2 separate regions of the Homo sapiens genome follow, and region 1 is linked to region 2. Evidence: read pairs that join two places in POLR2A ChIA-PET (ENCODE). Cell type or tissue: PC-9. All regions are shown on one strand. Each heading gives the region's core, and the rest is flanking DNA. Links, peaks and the distances in the headings are about the cores only.

Region 1 (8,636 bases), core at 3,152-5,651, 190 kb before region 2:
AGTGTATTGAGTATGCTTTTTTAAACAGAATTTGAGTCATTTCCCTCTCTCTGACTAATTTCTCCAGAATTTGTAAACTATTTGTGAATATCATTAATTCATGGCAATGGGTTTGTTTGCATAGAGTAAATAACCACATGTTTTCTTTTGTAATGTAACACAGTTGAAGGAACTGGTTATTTTCTCAGGGCTTTGACTGACATGGTCTTGTGAGATGTTCCAAGAAAGCCAGTTTAGAAGAGACTATATGCACAACGATTCTTGTTGCACTTTGTCTGGGTAATCAGGACAAGTATATGGGACTGAAGCTTATTTTGCAGGTAGATTGGTTCTGCTGTGATTTGTCTTTGGTGGAACTGGTGGACTGGAGACAGAACTATTATATGTCTCAAAATTAATATAGCTCCCAACAACCAACTCCTTATTATACCTTTAACTGCAACCACCAGATACAAATGAGCCATCCAACTCATACCCCTTTTTGTAGGGCTACTAATAACAGCAGGAGTAGGATTGGAAGTTAGCGGGATTGCAACTTCCCTATCCTACTACCAATGGTTGTCCAAGGGTTTTATGGAAAGCTTGAATGACATTGCCCAGAGTATTGTAACATTATGAAAACAAATAAACCCCTTGGCAGTGATTGCTTTGCAAAATAGAAGGAGACTAGATCTTCTAACTGCCTCCTGGGTTCATGCCATTCTCCTGCCTCAGCCTCCCGAGTAGCTGGGACTACAGGCACCTGCCACCACGCCTGGCCAATTTATTGTATTTTTAGTAGAGACGGGGTTTCACCATGTTAGCCAGGATGGTCTTGATCTCCTGACCTCGTGATCTGCCCGCCTCGGCCTCCCAAAGTGCTGGGATTACAGACATAAGCCATCGCGCCCGGCCGTTTGTTAAATATTTTAAGCAAATTCTTTTCCTCTCGCCTAGAGACCATTAAGCTTTAGATGATCATGTGAGAAGGTTTCCACACAGTTCCAGGTGAAGACACCACCAGCCATCAAGAAGCTACCCTGTCCCCACCAGACAGAGCAGGATGAGAGTACTGTGATCCCCAATATGTAGGGACTGCTCCCGAAGTCAGCATGAAGCAGTTACAGAAGAAAGACCCTTGGTTCCTCTGCCTCCCATAAAGGTTTATGGGGATCATGTCTCTCAGGGGGGAAATGAGGCAGGAGAATAGGGTCTGGAGTCAGGGAATCTAAGGACTTCCTAGAACTAAATCAAATAGAAACCCCAACTTTCTATATCCAAGTCAATAACTTTGTAACTTGACTTCAGCTATGTCAGGAAACATCCTCTTCTTTTGCATAGGGTATACACCAAATCAATAACTTTGTAATTTCACTTCATCCTCTTCACTTACATAGGGTATAAACCAAGTAACCAATGGGAAACCTCTAGAGGGTATTTAAATCCCAGAAAATTCTGTAACCATCGCTCTTGAGCCACTTACTTTAACCAGCTCCCACTCTGTGGAGTGTACTTTCATTTCAACAATCTGTAATTTTCTTTTATTGCTTTGTTTATGCATTTTGTCTAATTCTTTGTTCAAAATGCTAAGAACCTGGACACCCTCCACTGGTTACAATAGGACTATGTTATTGATATAACTGCAATGGCCGAGCATGGTGGCTGATGCCTGTAATCCCAGCATTTTGGGAGGCTGAGGAGTGCAGATCGCTTGAGGTCAGGAATTTGAGACCAGCCTGGCCAACATGGTGAAACCCCATCTCTACTAAAAGAATATGTAAAAATTAATCAGGTGTGGTGTTGGGCACTGTAATCCCAGCTACTCAGGAGGCTGAGGCAGGAGAATCTCTTGAACTCAGGAGGGGGAGGTTGCAGTGAGCCGAGATTGTGCCACTGCACTCCAGCCTGGGAGACACAGTGAGACTTCATCTCAAAAAAAAAGAAAAGAAAAGATATACCTGCAATATATATGATCTTTCTCCCATTCCAAGTGACTAGACAAGGCTGGTTCTGTGGAATCTGAATTCCAAAAATGATTGTGGAGAGTTCTCTTGTCCTCAACCTCAGCAGGGCTATTTACATTTTAGCAGGGTTGAGCCGCATAGCAAGATAAAGAGGAATGAAGTTCTAATGCGGTAATTCCCAGATGAACACTATATTTGAAGTGTGGTGGGCATTTATGGTTCAGATGATTTTCTAGGGTATGATGAAGAAAATATAGAAAGACTGACATGAGGAAAAGAAATGTGCTGTCTACCTTGATCATTTCTGTCCCCTCCTCTGTTACAGTGCCTAGCACATTACGTGTGTCCAATGAATAGTTTGTTCACTGCTTAAATAAAGGGTTATCAAATCATTACTATGTAGATACTGTAAACTTGTCCTAATCCTAAAACCACTGGGCCTTCCTTATTTTAAATATTGCATAGACGTCCAGAAAATTCTGGGATAGATCTAAAACACTAAAATAATGTAATATCAGAGCTAGAAACCAGCAAGCCTAGCCTTTCCCATCATAGGTAATAAAACTAAAGCAAAAAGACATGAAGTAAAGATCTGTACCATTTATTGGTACCAGATATAAAAAGTAGCATCTATATTTTATATCTTCAAGAGAAGCTCTTTCTGCTTTACCTTATTCTAAAACCTAGAGTCTCAAAGGTAGCTAAAGAAGACCCCAAGTAAACTAGATGGTTTTTCAAAAATTGCAGATACACACTTGCATATACCCATGACTCTAGAATAAAAAAAAAAAACTAGCCTGAAAGTTAAATGAAAAAAAAAATGCTTGTTCAAGTTCTATTTCTCCTGCTTCTTTGTAATGTGACTGTTGGAAAAATTATTTCCTTCTCTGAATCTTAATCTCCTCATCTCTTGTATGGACAATAAAAGTATTAGGTTAGATCAGTATTTTCTAGTCCACATTCCTTTATTCCTTACTTCCGTTTGTAAATAGAAGAAATGCAAAAACAAATTTTTTTCTGCAGAATTTCAGAATATTAAATAGATAAAGTCCAGCTTTCTGGTCAAAGTCAGAGGAGTAGGAGAGAAGGTCCCAGCATCTTGCCTGCTCCAACTTCCCCACCTTCATGAGTGTTTCTCACTCTCCCATTCTGTGACTCTATGATTCAGCAGTAATGATTCCAAGGAAAGAAAAGGGGCAGACTCATTTACAGCTCCTTACGCTCTACATTTCAGTTAGATGGCTAAGATCAGATGCTTGGAAAAAGAATGAAACCCATCTCTGCCAGCACCCATAGTACATGTTTTGGACAAAGAGATAAAAAGTATTTGGATGCAGCTATGTTAAATTGGCTACCAACTCCAAGAGAAGGACTTGGTGGGGGTTGAAAGAGACGCCAGTTCTCTCCCAGTTACCACTGGTTCTGTTTAGGTTGTGGGGTACAGCATGTCCCAGAGAGCACCTCTGGGCATCTTGGGTAGCTACCTGTGCTCAGGGATAAAGAAAATGCCAGCTTTGTTTGGGTACAGTTGATTTCCATTGGCTCAGCTTCCATGTTATTCCTAGTTCCTGGTGTGGTTCCAATAATATATCCCTGGAGTCAATGCAATCTGAGACTGGTTTTTGGCTCCAAAATATGTGACAATTTCAGACAATAGCAGTTACCTTTGTAAAGCACTAGATATTTTACAGAACCCTTCTGACAAAGATAGACAGAGAGAGAGAGAGAGAGAATTTTAGGAAAACAATAGTATAGTTCAAAAGTAGAATGGATAGCCCAGAAAGCTTTAAATTTCTCATCACTGGACGTGTGTAAGCAGAAGATGGTACACTTGACAGTGACAGGATTTAAGATTTAAAAGACAATCTGAATTAGTTAACCTTATGGGTTCCTTAAAATCCTGAGATTCTGATTCTGTGAAACAAAAAGAAAGAAGAAAGGAGATTGACATGTACTAACATTTTTTATTGTGTGCATAGGGCCTCTTGTAACACTTTATTTCATAATATCCTCATTCCTCCATACACCACTGCCCCTATAAGGACCTGAGAAATGGATGGCAATTTTTTTAAAAAATCACCTGATAACACTTATCTTTCAAAAGATCAGTGGGCAGGGAGTTTAAAAGAAAAATAACCTCTTGCTGTTTGACTAAGGCCAGATTTCCCTCATGTACGTGTTTTGTTTTTGATTTATCAAATATCCATCTTGAAAATACTTGAAGTCTATTTGTGTGTCTTGGGGAGGACATACAAGAAACAGAAGGAAGTGGGCATTGTGTAAACCCACAGCACACCACAGCTTCTTTCAAGGATTTGTGAAAGATGGTGGCCACACCCTGTTGATGTTGGCAGCTCTTCAACTTGCATCCAGATGAGAAAAATGTTACAATTTCCCTTCTCCACCCAAAACCCCATCAGCTTCTCCTCTGCCAGGGCCAGAGTCTCCTACTGTGAAGCTAAACAAATTATACTCCCTCCTCGAGTTCCCAGCTCTGGGCATCATGCCTACATTCTTGGGGTCTCTCTCTGAGGCTAGATATTGGAGAAATGATTACTATGGCCAATTCAGTAGTTTGTAATTAAATCTTTTTTTAGGGAAAAAAAAACCCTAAACCTAAAGAATCCTCTTTTTTTTTTTTATATATCTTATTGCATACTGAAGGGTGTGAGGATAGTAAACTAGAAGACTATGGTGCTTTACAATTCCTGCCTCCCTTGCTCCCACCTTCAGAATGGATTGTTCTTTAATACTACTTGAAACATTATCGGTAGAATCAATAGAACCCTCTTTTCATGTCATCTCCAACTCCAAGAATTTTTTTGTGGGGGGACTCAGGCAATTTTAAACTGATTGTTCATAATTCGCCTTCAGACTCTCTCAAATTCAATTCTTCCTCCTTAACCTGCAAATGGACCTCCTTAAAGCACAGATCCAATCATGTCATTTTTTGCTCAAGAGCGTTCATTAGTTTTTTTGTTCACTGATGGCCTGATGACATCCAAATTCCTTATCCTGATCCTCAAATCTGTCACTGCTCAGTGATGCTTAATGAACATGGCATGGAACTCAAAGAGAGAAAATATAAACAGAAGGCCATTGATTTGGCAAGAAGGAAGGGAGGTGTGGTCTTCCCAGAGCAATTTCAACAGAATGGTAGGGGTGGAACTCATTGGTCTCAGATAGGGATATCCGGAATGGAGCTCAGAGGGGATTTGAACAAGGCCAGGTACTGACGGAAGTTATGCCAGTTTAGCAGTGGAAGGAGAGAAGAAAATGGAAGAGTAGGTACAACAGCTGGCAATGTCAAACGAAGGAATCCTCAAGATTGAGGAAACTCGAACAGGTTTCAAGACTGCTGCAAAGGCTTCAGTGCTTTTCAGAGAGGGATACTCTGAGGCAGTGGTTTTCTGCCTTGGCTGCTCACTGGATCACAGCCAGTCATTGGTAGGGCCAGAATTTAACTAGTGCCTACAGTCACAGGAAAAGATAGCTGCATGAGAATGCAGGCAAGTGGTAATGGAAAGAACAAAGAACCCAGAATCAGGATGAGAGAGGCTTAAAGAGGGAGGTGGTGGCACAGAGGACAAAGTTGTAGAATTTTATACTTTTGCTTAAAGCAGGTCTTGTCTGTCTTTGTAAATAACTATTTTAGCTCATTGAAAGTAACATAAACATTCATTTATTTATTTTGCTGTAACCAGAATAAATAGGAGAAGATGTTCTCCGAAATCTGTTCTCAGTCTTCAGATAGACTTATAAACCAACCTGGTAAAACCTAGAAAATAGTTGCCCAACCACATCTGTAGGGCATCTGTGGCCTTCCACCCATAGTGCTTGCTGTCTGTTCTTTGAAGAGACTCTGATTCTTTGATCCTGCTTGGAGTGATGGCGGGGGTAGGCCCTCTTCTGGGAAGCCATAATAATATGGTATCCCCTGCTGAGAGAGCCCACCCTGAGCTTTTCTTTGAAAAGCTTTCTGAGACCAGGAACACGGCAAGCATGGAGTCATTGGGAATCATGTATCCAATTGACTCTCACGCATTGCGACATCGAGTTATCCCTTAAAATAGACCTGGAAATAGCTCTGAAAATTATCCAGAGCTGATGTGACTTGGGAAAAGTATAATTACCCTGAACTTGCTTGATCTTGAAAGTGGCATTTTGTTGGCAGGGCTCGATCTCAAGGAAGAGAGGCAGTTGTGGCTGGAGGCGGTCAGTTAGGTTGGTGAATGTTCACTGGAGAGGGCTGCCCAGTTGCTTCCCAGATGGTGAGAAAGACCTATTCTATGGGATGCCATAAAAAGCCATACAAGTGAGGACATCTCAGTCTACGTGGATGTTGATGGTTTGGGGAAGGGAAGAGGGGCAAAGATATAGGTCATGATGTATCCGTTTATTTTACTGAATCATTAATTATTCCTGAAAATCTAAAATTAGTCTTGAAATTTTCTCTGCCAGATGAGGCAGGATGACAGAAAAAATAACAAAAACCAGGTTCTTTCTGTGCACTGCCTACATCATGTCTTTGATTGAGGTCTCAAGACATCACTCTTCTCAAGTTGCTCACCAATGAGTTCAATAAATTTAAAAGCAACTACACCTGGCTGGTAATGTCAAAGAATGCCTTCTTACCCATTTATTGCCTCTCCTCAAGACCAAATTTCAAGCTCCATAGTGCAGAAAAAAATCTAGATTGACTATCTCACTGTGATTGTTTCATTTTTCTGTATGCCTCTCAGGTCGACATTTGTTTAGCCCTCTATGTTTAATGGTGCTGTGCTAAGTATGGTGGCAATGAGAAAGATGCATCAGACAATGTTAAGGTTGATGTCCCTCTAGTGCTCCGGCTGTACATTGTCTTGAAGGGATGCCTCACCAACTTCAAATTCTATGCCACCCCAGTCATATGACTTGGCAGCCCCATTCCAGCCCTCACCATAATAGAAAATTGCTTAATTCCAAAATCTCAAACTCTAAAATTTCCCTTTACTAAAACTGCCTGTTCTACTCTGCAACTCCCAGCCAATCTATTCTTGGTTTTCATGATTTCATGCTTCTCAGGCTCTCCCAAATTCCTAAGCTCATTATCCCAGCCCTCAGTGATTCCCACTACCATCCCTCACCATGTTGTTTTTTTCCCATGATATCCATAAGCTTAGTCAGGCTGCTGGTGGGCTTAGCTATTCAAATGAGCCCTCTTTTCCCACAAGGACATTCACTGCTTCCTCGAATTTTTTCTGAGCCTCTTTTTGATTTCCTATCCTCTTCCCCACAGCCACCTCAAGACAACCTTTCTTGACACCCTTAACAGGATATGATTTCTCCCTTTTCTGAACTCTCATACCTTGTACTTGTTATGCCCTCATGGTTCTCAGCACTTTCTGATTCAGATAATAGTCGTGTCTATTTGTGTAGTTTCTCTTCGAGGTCTTTTAGGGTTAAAGTTCTTATTCATCTTTATATTTCAGAGCTTAGCACAGTGCCTGACATCAAAAAGATGCCCACTGACTGTTTTCTGAATTGAATAGGATGACTTTTCCAAAAAGGAACTTTTAAAAAATAATAGCTTCATCAGGATATCAGCTGCAAAGTTTGGAGGGAGTAGCTTTACAGAGAAGCATAATAAAATGCACACTGAGAATTATTAGTTTTCTATTGCTGCATAATGGATTAACACAAATTTATCAGCTTAAAACAACAGACTTGTATTATGTCATAGTTCTGTAGGTCATAAGCTCAACACAGCTTTGATAGGCTCTCTGCCTATAGTCTCCCTCCTGAACAGGGTAAGTGAGGACATTGAGGCTGTTTGTCTCTACCCACCTTTTCAAGCAGAATGTCACCTCTTTCTGCAACTTGTCAAGTAGAAAGAGAGGACATTTTAACGTTCCTTTTGCAGATGAGAAGTCATAGGTTGAAGTTACTTGGAAATAACTTCCTGCTTATTTCAAGGAGGAATTTTTCTTAAAGTCAAAATTTTTTTTATATTTATCCAAAGATAAAAGGGGCTGACTTGAGAGGTTGCAAACCCTTTGGATAAAGAGAATTCTGGAAACAGAGCAGAGGTGGATTTATTCAGCCTCTTTCAGACATTCATGCCAAGATATTTGTAGAGATAGGCCGGGCGCGGTGGCTCACGCCTGTAATCCCAGCACTTTGGGAGGCCGAGGCGGGTGGATCATGAGGTCAGGAGATCGAGACCATCCTGGCTAACAAGGTGAAACCCCATCTCTACTAAAAATACAAAAAATTAGCCGGGCGCGGTGGCGGGCGCCTGTAGTCCCAGCTACTCGGGAGGCTGAGGCAGGAGAATGGCGTGAACCCGGGAAGCGGAGAGCTTGCAGTGAGCCGAGATTGCGCCACTGCAGTCCGCAGTCTGGCCTGGGCGACAGAGCAAGACTCCGTCTCAAAAAAAAAAAAAAAAAAAAAAAGATATTTGTAGAGATAATCCCAGCTGGAGTGTCAACTATTTAAGACAAAGAATATCTTGTTAGGGCCATTGTGGAAAGGTGTTAACATTCTGTCCCCTTGAGTGACCCTGGTGCTCAGGCATGCCTGGCCCCTCCTCTGCTGATCATTAGCTAGGTCATCTTCAGCAAATGCAAGCTAACTTGTACTCCCTCGCCCATCAGATGTGGTCTCATAGCCAGGCTGTCATGAAGACCGAGTGTTCATGGATATAAACTTTAA
Region 2 (8,636 bases), core at 3,854-6,353:
CCAGAGAAAAATCCAAATATCCTTAGTAGTAAAACATCTTAACTCTCAAATTGGAATTTGAAAAGTTATCTCAGGGTGCATTTCTTCCACTAGCGACTAGGAAAAATTTCAACCTGATATGGATCCAAAGTGTTTTCACAAGACATCTCTAACAAACCCAAAGTGAAGGTATATTGAAAAGTTTTAGAGGTCTTTAACAATTTATACAAGAGGGAAAGCGCAAAGGCATCATAGGACCTGAATTATAATTCCCATTCTACTATGGCAGATTGCGCTGTTGATCTCTCTTGACCCCTCTCTGGACCTCAACTTTTTTTATTCTGAAACCAAAGAGCTAGAATAGAAAACCTCTAAAAACTCAAACAGCATGATTACTGCTAAGATAACTTAATTACTAAACCATTGTCTGTCAAAACCAAGCACCTATTGGTTTTTATCCGTATGGAATGTTGCTGCCACCTAGTGGAAATATGCCTAAATTGTAGGGTCAGTTGCAATAGTGATTGATCATCCTCAAACACATTACATCCTCACTGTGATCCAAGCACTGTACCATGTGCTTCTCAAGCACCTGAACTCAATATTATCATGAAGTTCAATTCTGAGAAATAAACTAGATCAGGGAGAGGGGCAACATACTAAGCATAATGTAAATGGTAAATAACAATAATAAGCAAATATGTTTGGATAAGGGTGACGTAACTGAAAACAGGTATGTCATAAGTTTACATTCATGGTATAATTTTTTTAAAGCAGATTTTTAAATATTTAAAAAGAGATACAATGACATAACAAGAGAGCAAATGAGAAGAGTAGGCATCAGAAGTAAAAATAATTGGTAGTGGGGACCACACGTCATGGGCTGAAATCCATCCGATTGCCAGTGTGTGGTCTTGGATGCCTCAGTTGATCTTACATAAGCTTTTCCTTTATCTCTGAAAGTGCACCAAATATATCAACATTGTATGTTTGTGTGAAGAGCATATAATATACAATCTATATGAAAACCATTATATAATCTATTCAAACATGAGGGGTTATCATGTTGATTTTTAAATTGCCCATTTGTCTCAGAAGAAACATCTCCAGCTGTAATATTCTGATAATTAGTTTATTAGAAATAGCATGAGAATCTATATTATTGTTGTCCCTGGCTAACTATATGTTTTTATTAAATACCAGTTAGCTATATGTTTTCATTAAAATGTCATCTAATTTGGATATGGTTTTCAAAAACTTTCATTTTTAGTCAATCTTGGCACAGTATTTTTTAATAAACAATTACCTTAGGTTTCAGGGTCATTTTTATTATTCATGTACTTAGTATTATCATAGCCCTAATTATTTGTAAATAATGTAAATTTTATGCCCCTGAAAAACACTTGAAAATATTAAACTCTCATTAAATTGCTAGGTAAAACTTAAACTAAAAAATGAATCATTAGGAAATTTTAAGTGTTAATTCCAAATCAAATGAAAATATGCTTAATCATTGATATAGTGAAAGTTGCAGTGAAGATTTTAAATAATGTTAATGCAAAAAATAAAGCACAATTTTCTCTACTTATCAGGGTATTTGAGGACTCATATGAATTGACAACATCATGAGTATAAATTTTCCAAGAAGGCTTTGAACATTGCACTGACTAAACATCCATTGAAATGAATTTCCCTCAGGAACTCTTAAAGGGAGCATCTCAAAAGAAAAGAATCACAAGGTACTCATCTACTTTCAGAACAATGACCTGAGCTCAGAAGAGAAAGGAGGTTCTGGAAAGAACCAGTTTTCTATCACTTAAATTATCCTTCAGCCCAGCCCAAAGACACATTCCTGAGTCCTGGCCCAAAGGGACTGGGAAAAGAATGCTGGAAAAAAGAAACTGAAAAGAGTATTGACGTGCAAGTAGTACTAATGCCAGCAGTTTGGGTAGCATCAGGGTATGATGCTCTCAATGCAGATACCTGTGTCTTCAATGCCAGCATCTTAGCCATGAGACACTGTTGTGCATCAGAGCTAGTGACATGGTGACTATCTGCAGGAAATACCATCCTGATCCATAACAGGAAAGAAGGAAAACAATAGATAACACAATAGTAGATTATTATACAAAGAGTATGTGAGCCACTCCCTGATGGCTTCCAGAACTAGGAGGAATTTTGAGGACTATGTGGGTATAGAAGGAATTCAAAGGAATCTGGGGTAGTAAGACACCCTGGAAACTTTGTCTGATAACTATTATTGTGATCATGTTTCAGTCTTCCAGCTGATGTGGGCAAGAACAGTGGTTATACATAGCATTATTAATTTAAACTCTGAGATAAGAGGAAAGAGCCTAGGTAAAATGTGTAGAAGATGAAAAACAGACCACAGACAAGACTTTGAGGATTATTCCCACATGTAAGGGTATAGAGGGAGAGAGAATCTTTGACGATTACAACGAGCCTACCATCTCTCATGTCCATTCTGTTACCCCAACACACACACACACACATACACATACATACATAACATATTTTCACCTACAACTGTGAGGGCTGAAGGCAAGAAAACAATAAACAAATGCAGCTGGTGACTCCTCCTTGGTACCAGAGTAACTCCTGGCTATGTCTTTATTGAACTGCCTCCCATGGCTACCCTGGCTTTTAGAATTGAAAATTGCAACTGCTTCTGCTTTAGGATTCCACTCCTGAAGATCGACTGCATGGCTCTTGTTCTCTTCTCTCTCTTAGAATTAGGTTCTTTGGGAATTACCTTCTCTCAAATCCAACTACCTGGTTAGGGATATACATTATATACATATTTCCAAGTTGGATTTATCCTCAAAAATATGTAAGTCTGGTTCGACATTTTAAAATCAGTCAATGAATCTCTCTTTATCAATAAAGTGAAAATCAAGGAGAAAATATATAAAATCAATCAATTCAGTATATGTCTTTTAAAAAATCCAGCATCCATTTATGATAAAGACTCTTGGCAAACTAGGATTAGAAAGAACACCTGCAATCTGATATAGTTCATAGGTTAATAACAAAAATACCCTACAGCTATTATGACACTTACTAGTAAAAAACTAAATGTTTTTCTCCTAAGATCAGGAAAAAGGCAATGATGTCTGCTCTCACCATTCATTTTATACATTGTACTGGAGTTCTTATCAATAAAGCAGGAAAAATAAGTAAAAGTTACATAGATTGCAAAGAAAAATATAAAACTTCCTTTATACAATGTATTAGTCTGTTTTCACATAGCTATAAAGAACTTCCCAAGACTGGGTAATATATAAAGGAAAAAGGTTAATTGACTCAGTTCTACATGGCTGGGGAGGCCTCAGGAAACTTACAGTCATGGTGGAAGGTGAAGGGGAAGCAAGGACCTCCTTCACATGGCAGTAGGAGAGAGAGAGTGAGACAGCGAAGCGGGAAGAGCCCCTTATAAAACCATCAGATCTCATGAGAGCTCACTCGCTATCATGAGAACAGAATGGGGGAAACTACCGCAATGATTCAGTTACCTACCGTCAGGTCTTTCCCTCAACACTTGAGGATTACAATTCAAGATGAGATTTGGGTGGGGACACAAAGCCTAACCATATCATCCACAAATAATATGAGTGTAGAAAATCCCAAAGAATCTATAGCATAGGTTCAAGAACTAATAAGTAAGTTAAGCAGTGCCCCAATAAACAGTCAAATTATAAAAATTAACTGTAGTAAACAATTGGTAATTGAGCTAGTAATTAACAATTAGTAATTGAACACTATTAGTAAATAATTGGTAATTGAAATTTTCAAGTGTATCATTTACAATACAATAGCATTTTTAAAAACATGAAATACTTAGGTATAAACCTAATGAAATAAGTACAAGATCTGTGTGCAGCAAACTATAAAACACTGATGAAAGAAACCAATTATCTAAATATGTGGAGATATATAGCATGTGTATGGATTAGAAGACTCAATGTAGTGCCATAATAAATATCAATTCCCCCAAAATAGATCCTATATTCAATACATTTTAAATCAAATATCAACAGGATTTTCTGTAGATATTTTCAAATTGATTCTAAAAATTTTTATGTTGATGCTGATCATTTTGAAAAAATAAAAATAATAAAATAAAATATTTATGGAAAGATAAAGGAACTAGAAGAGCCAAAATAGTTTTGAAATAGAAGAACAAAGTTGAGGGACACACATTACTTGCTTTAAAAAGATACGCATACAGCTACAATAATTAAGAAAGTATGATATTGGAGAAAGAAAAGAATACATATATCAATGAAACAGAATAGACAGTTCTGTTCTGAAGAACAGAAATAGACCCACATACTTACAATCAAATGACTTTCATCAATATGCAAAAAACAGCTCAAATGAGAAAGAATATACTTTTCCACGAATAATGCTAGGACAATTAGATGCCACTGTGCCAAAATATGAAACAGTTTTTACTTCACACCATACACAAGTAATTAAATCATACAACTAAATGTAAAATATAAATTATAAAATTTCTAGAGGAAAACATAGAAAAAAATCATTATGACTTTGCATTATGCAAAGATTTCCTAGGTGTTACACCAAACACACAATTAATAAAAGGAAAAATGATAAATGAGACATTGCAAAAATTGAGGATTCTGCTCTCAAAAAATATTAGTGGAATGAAAAGACAAGTTACAGATTGGAAAAAATATTTTCAAATTATATATTTGATAAAGGAATTGTATGTAGCATATATAAAGAACTTTCAAAACTAAGTTTTACATTTCAGAAATTTTTTAAATGGGCAAAATATATGTGAACATATAATTCAGCAAAATAGATACATGGATGGACATATGATACTCAACACCACTATTCATTAACAAAATAGAAATTAAAATCAAAACTAAACCCCACTTGTATCTATTAGAATGGCAAAAAATAAAAATAAAAAACAAGTAGCATATAGTAAGTGTAGCCATTCTGGAAAACAGTATAGATATGCCTCAAAAAACTAAACTTAGAACTGCTATATGACCCAGCAATCCCACTACTGGGTATATATCCAAAAATAATGAAATCAATATGTCAAAGAGATAACTGCACTCTCATGTTTATTGCAGCACTATTGAGCATAGCCATAATATGAAATCAAGCTAAATGTCCATTAATGGATGAATGGCTAAAGAATATATAGTATATATACACTATTCTGCCTTCAAAGAAAAGAAAATCTTGTCCTTTGCTACAACATGAATAAACCTGGAGGGCATTATGGCAAGTGAAATAAACCTGGCACAGAAAGACAAATACTGTATGCCCTCAATTATGTGAAATCTAAAAAAAACTGAACTCATAGAAGCAGAGAGTAGAATGGTGGCTCTCAGGGGCAGGGGTAGGGGGAGCAGGGAGATGTCACTTAAAAGGTACAAAGTTTCAGTTAGACAGGAGAAATAAATTTTGGAGATTTGTTGTACAGCATGGTGACTATAATTAATGATAATGTGTGTAGTATACTTGAAAATCACTGAAAAAGTAGATTTTAAAATGTTGTCATCAGAAAAATCATAAGTAGGTGAGCTGATGGATATGTTAATTTGCTTGATTTAATAATTCTTCTATGTATACATATATCAAAACATTATGTTATATAACATAAATATATACAATTTGGCATTTGTCAATTTAAATAAATAAATAAACAAAGAGACCTAACTCTCAATAAATAAATACATACATACTTAAGGAATGCACGAACGAATAATTTCTCCCTTATCCATGTTTTTCCTTTGAATTCTACTCTCCAACCATTTTTTTCTCTGCCTGGTTGGATAGCTTTCTCTCCTTTAAGTAGTCATGGAATTGAGATCAGTCATCCACTGTTTATTGTAGCTACTTTGAAAAGACCGAAGTTCCATGTTCTCAGCTTAAGAAACAAGAGAATCAAATATTTTACTTTTTCCCCTCCACCTGAAAGCACATGTACTAATGGCTTGATTTTGTTAAATGTGTGGCCCCATATTACTTTTTATTTGTATGTAGCTCTCCATAGAATAAAAGTTCTACATCTTTATATTACACCTTTATATTCCATAGCAGAATAAGTTTTTTAAAATGTTTTAAGAAAAAAATGCCCTATTTCTAATGTCTCTTTCCTGGAGGAAGATAGTAGGTTTCTGTGGAAAGAAAATGGATTTATGAATTGAGGGGTATGATTGACCATATCAACACATTTATGTGAGTTTCAAAATAAGTGCATGTGTCATATATTTATATGCAGTGTTTGGTATTACACAGAGTTCAAATATCAGATCAATCCCTTACTAGCATAAAATTTCGATCAATTTATTTAGCTTCTCTGAATTTCGGTTTCCTCCTCTGCACGGGGAATTGGGGAGAACTTAGTGAGTTAACACACATAAGGCACATAGTATAGTGCTTAGCACATAAGAGGAGCTCAGGAAGGTTAAGGTCCCATCCTTTTAGCATACTTCTGGCCAAATAGGTTCTACTAAGTAATGGAATAGAGTCAATAAATATGTATTTATAGATAGGCAATTTTGCTTTATTTTGTGGAGTGGTGTTTAACCTATCCTTATGTTCCACTGCTATCCTGAGTTTTTTCGTCAGGTACTACCAGAAAATATCTTGATTGGCCTTGGGGGATTGGAGGCCCTAGCCACTGGGATGGAGTTTAATAAGCATCAGTTTTGGAGCTTTTAGAGTTTGCGTTCTAGACAACCCCAGAGAGCAATTAATCATAAAGCTGTGAAGTTCGGGTGATACATTCCTCCCTTTCAAAAAGACCCTCAGGAGCAAATATAATGAAACATCTCCAAGGACAGAAGAAAAAAACCTCTCCCCAATTTACCCCCAACCCCAGCTTTGAACATTTTCTCAAAATGACCCTAAATGCAGATATTAGCTGATGCCAGAAGAGCTTCTTAAAGATTACAACCTCCATCCTTTCTTTATATATCTTTTTCTTCCTTTACTCTGCCCCAAAGCACACCTTCTATGCACCAAGAGGATATTTTGATCCTTGATGAAAAAACCAGCCGCAAGCTCTCTCCAAACTCATTAGCACTTTGGTAATTGGAAGCAGCCACTGAAACCCAATTAAACTCCTTCCAAAGCAGAACAACTCAAAACAGGTATCAGCTAAAGGGCAGACAGAGCAGGAGCAACAGGGTAAGTGCAGTTTGCTCTTTGTCTTCATGCCCATATTAATCTCACATGATAGAATTCCCTATATCCACAAGCCCATATAGGTAACCAATAAGTTCTTTGACTTTTAGTTTTTCTCCCTGCACCTCTCAATGCTATTTGTCTTTCCTCAAATTCAGCCAAATCTTTTTTTGTACTTTTTAAAAAATAGACCTTATTTTTTAGAGCAATTGTAGAGTCACGGCAATATTGACCAGAGATTTCCTATTTATCCTTTTACTCCTACACATGCATAGCCTCCTCCATGATCAATCTCCCCCACCACAGTGGTACATTGTTACAATCAATGAACCTACATTGGCAAATTATTATCACCCAAAATCCATAGTTAACATTTGGGTTCATTCTTAGTGTTGTGTATTCCGTGGGTTTGGGCAAATGTATGATGACATGTATCCACTGTTATAGGATCATCCATAGTAGCTTCACTGTCCTAAAAACCCTCTGTGCTCTCCCTGTTCACCCTTCCCTCTCCCTGACCCCTAGCAACTACTGATCTTTTTACTGTCTCCATAGTTTTGCTTTTTCCAATATGTCTTATAGGTGGAATCATACCCTACGTAGCCTTTCAGGTTAATTTATTTCACTTAGTAATATGCACGTAAGTTTCCTCCATGTCTTTTCATGGCTTGATAGCTCATTTATTTTCGGTACTATACTTTTCAAGAAGTCTGCTGTATACTATTTTGTTTTCAAGCATTCTCTGCTGTCATTTAAGTACTTAAGTAGAATATGGAAACTTTGAATTTACAGATTTTTTTGCCAAAGTTTTTTAAATGTACATTATTCTTTTCATATTTGAGCTTTCTCCAATTCAAAATTGAAATTCCAGATAACATGCAGAAATTTAGGATTTACATACAAGTTTGTTGTCTGTCTCAGATAATTCTATGCTCTTGATTTATCAGTTGAATAATTTTCCCAGTGCAGTGTTTTATTAATTGTTGTATACGATAAGCTGGACCCTGTTTGATATAGTTTGAGTGTTTCTTCCCTCCAAATCTCATGTTGAAATGTAATCCCCATTGTTGGAGGCGGGGCCTGGTAGGAGGTGATTGGCCCATGGGGCGGATCCTTCATGAATGGGGTAGTGCTATCCCCTTGGTGATTAGTGAATTCAGGCAACAGCTGGTTGTTTAAAGAGCCTGGCCCCTTTCTGTTGCTCTCTCTCTCTTGCATCTGCTCTCACCATATGAGATGTCTACTCCCCCTTCACCTTCCGCCGTGATTATAGCTTCCTGCAGCCCTCACCAGAAGCAGATGCCAGCGCCACACTTCTTGTACTGTCTGCCGAACTGTGAGCCAATTAAACCTCTTTTCTTTATAAATTATCCAGCCTCAGGTAGTCCTGAAAAACGGCCTAATACACTATTCTATATTGTCTTAAATGGGACATATTACTAAAAGAGAGCTAAAAGAGA

What was found. ChIA-PET counts read pairs that join two places held together with the same protein. Peaks named below come from ENCODE experiments on the same cell type or tissue, not always from the same donor. Only the 100,000 strongest peaks of a DNase experiment are listed, where the experiment ranks them.
Region 1: POLR2A ChIA-PET joins it to region 2 with 6 read pairs; 2 of 35 experiments call an interaction of 5 or more read pairs at or near these places.

The regions. Positions count from the first base shown.
Region 1 is chr11:59,243,747-59,252,382 of GRCh38, forward strand. No RefSeq gene overlaps it. Among named protein-coding and RNA genes, the nearest start is that of MPEG1, 35 kb to the left of the region's middle. In PC-9, for the core only: no CTCF peak of the experiment used is centred there; a DNase peak (open chromatin) is centred at 4,175; H3K27ac peaks cover 1,814 bases.
Region 2 is chr11:59,429,657-59,438,292 of GRCh38, forward strand. It overlaps OR5A1 (olfactory receptor family 5 subfamily A member 1), which reads left to right and starts at 6,813. Exons shown (of 2, transcript NM_001004728.2): 1 at 6,813-7,179. In PC-9, for the core only: no CTCF peak of the experiment used is centred there; no DNase peak of the experiment used is centred there.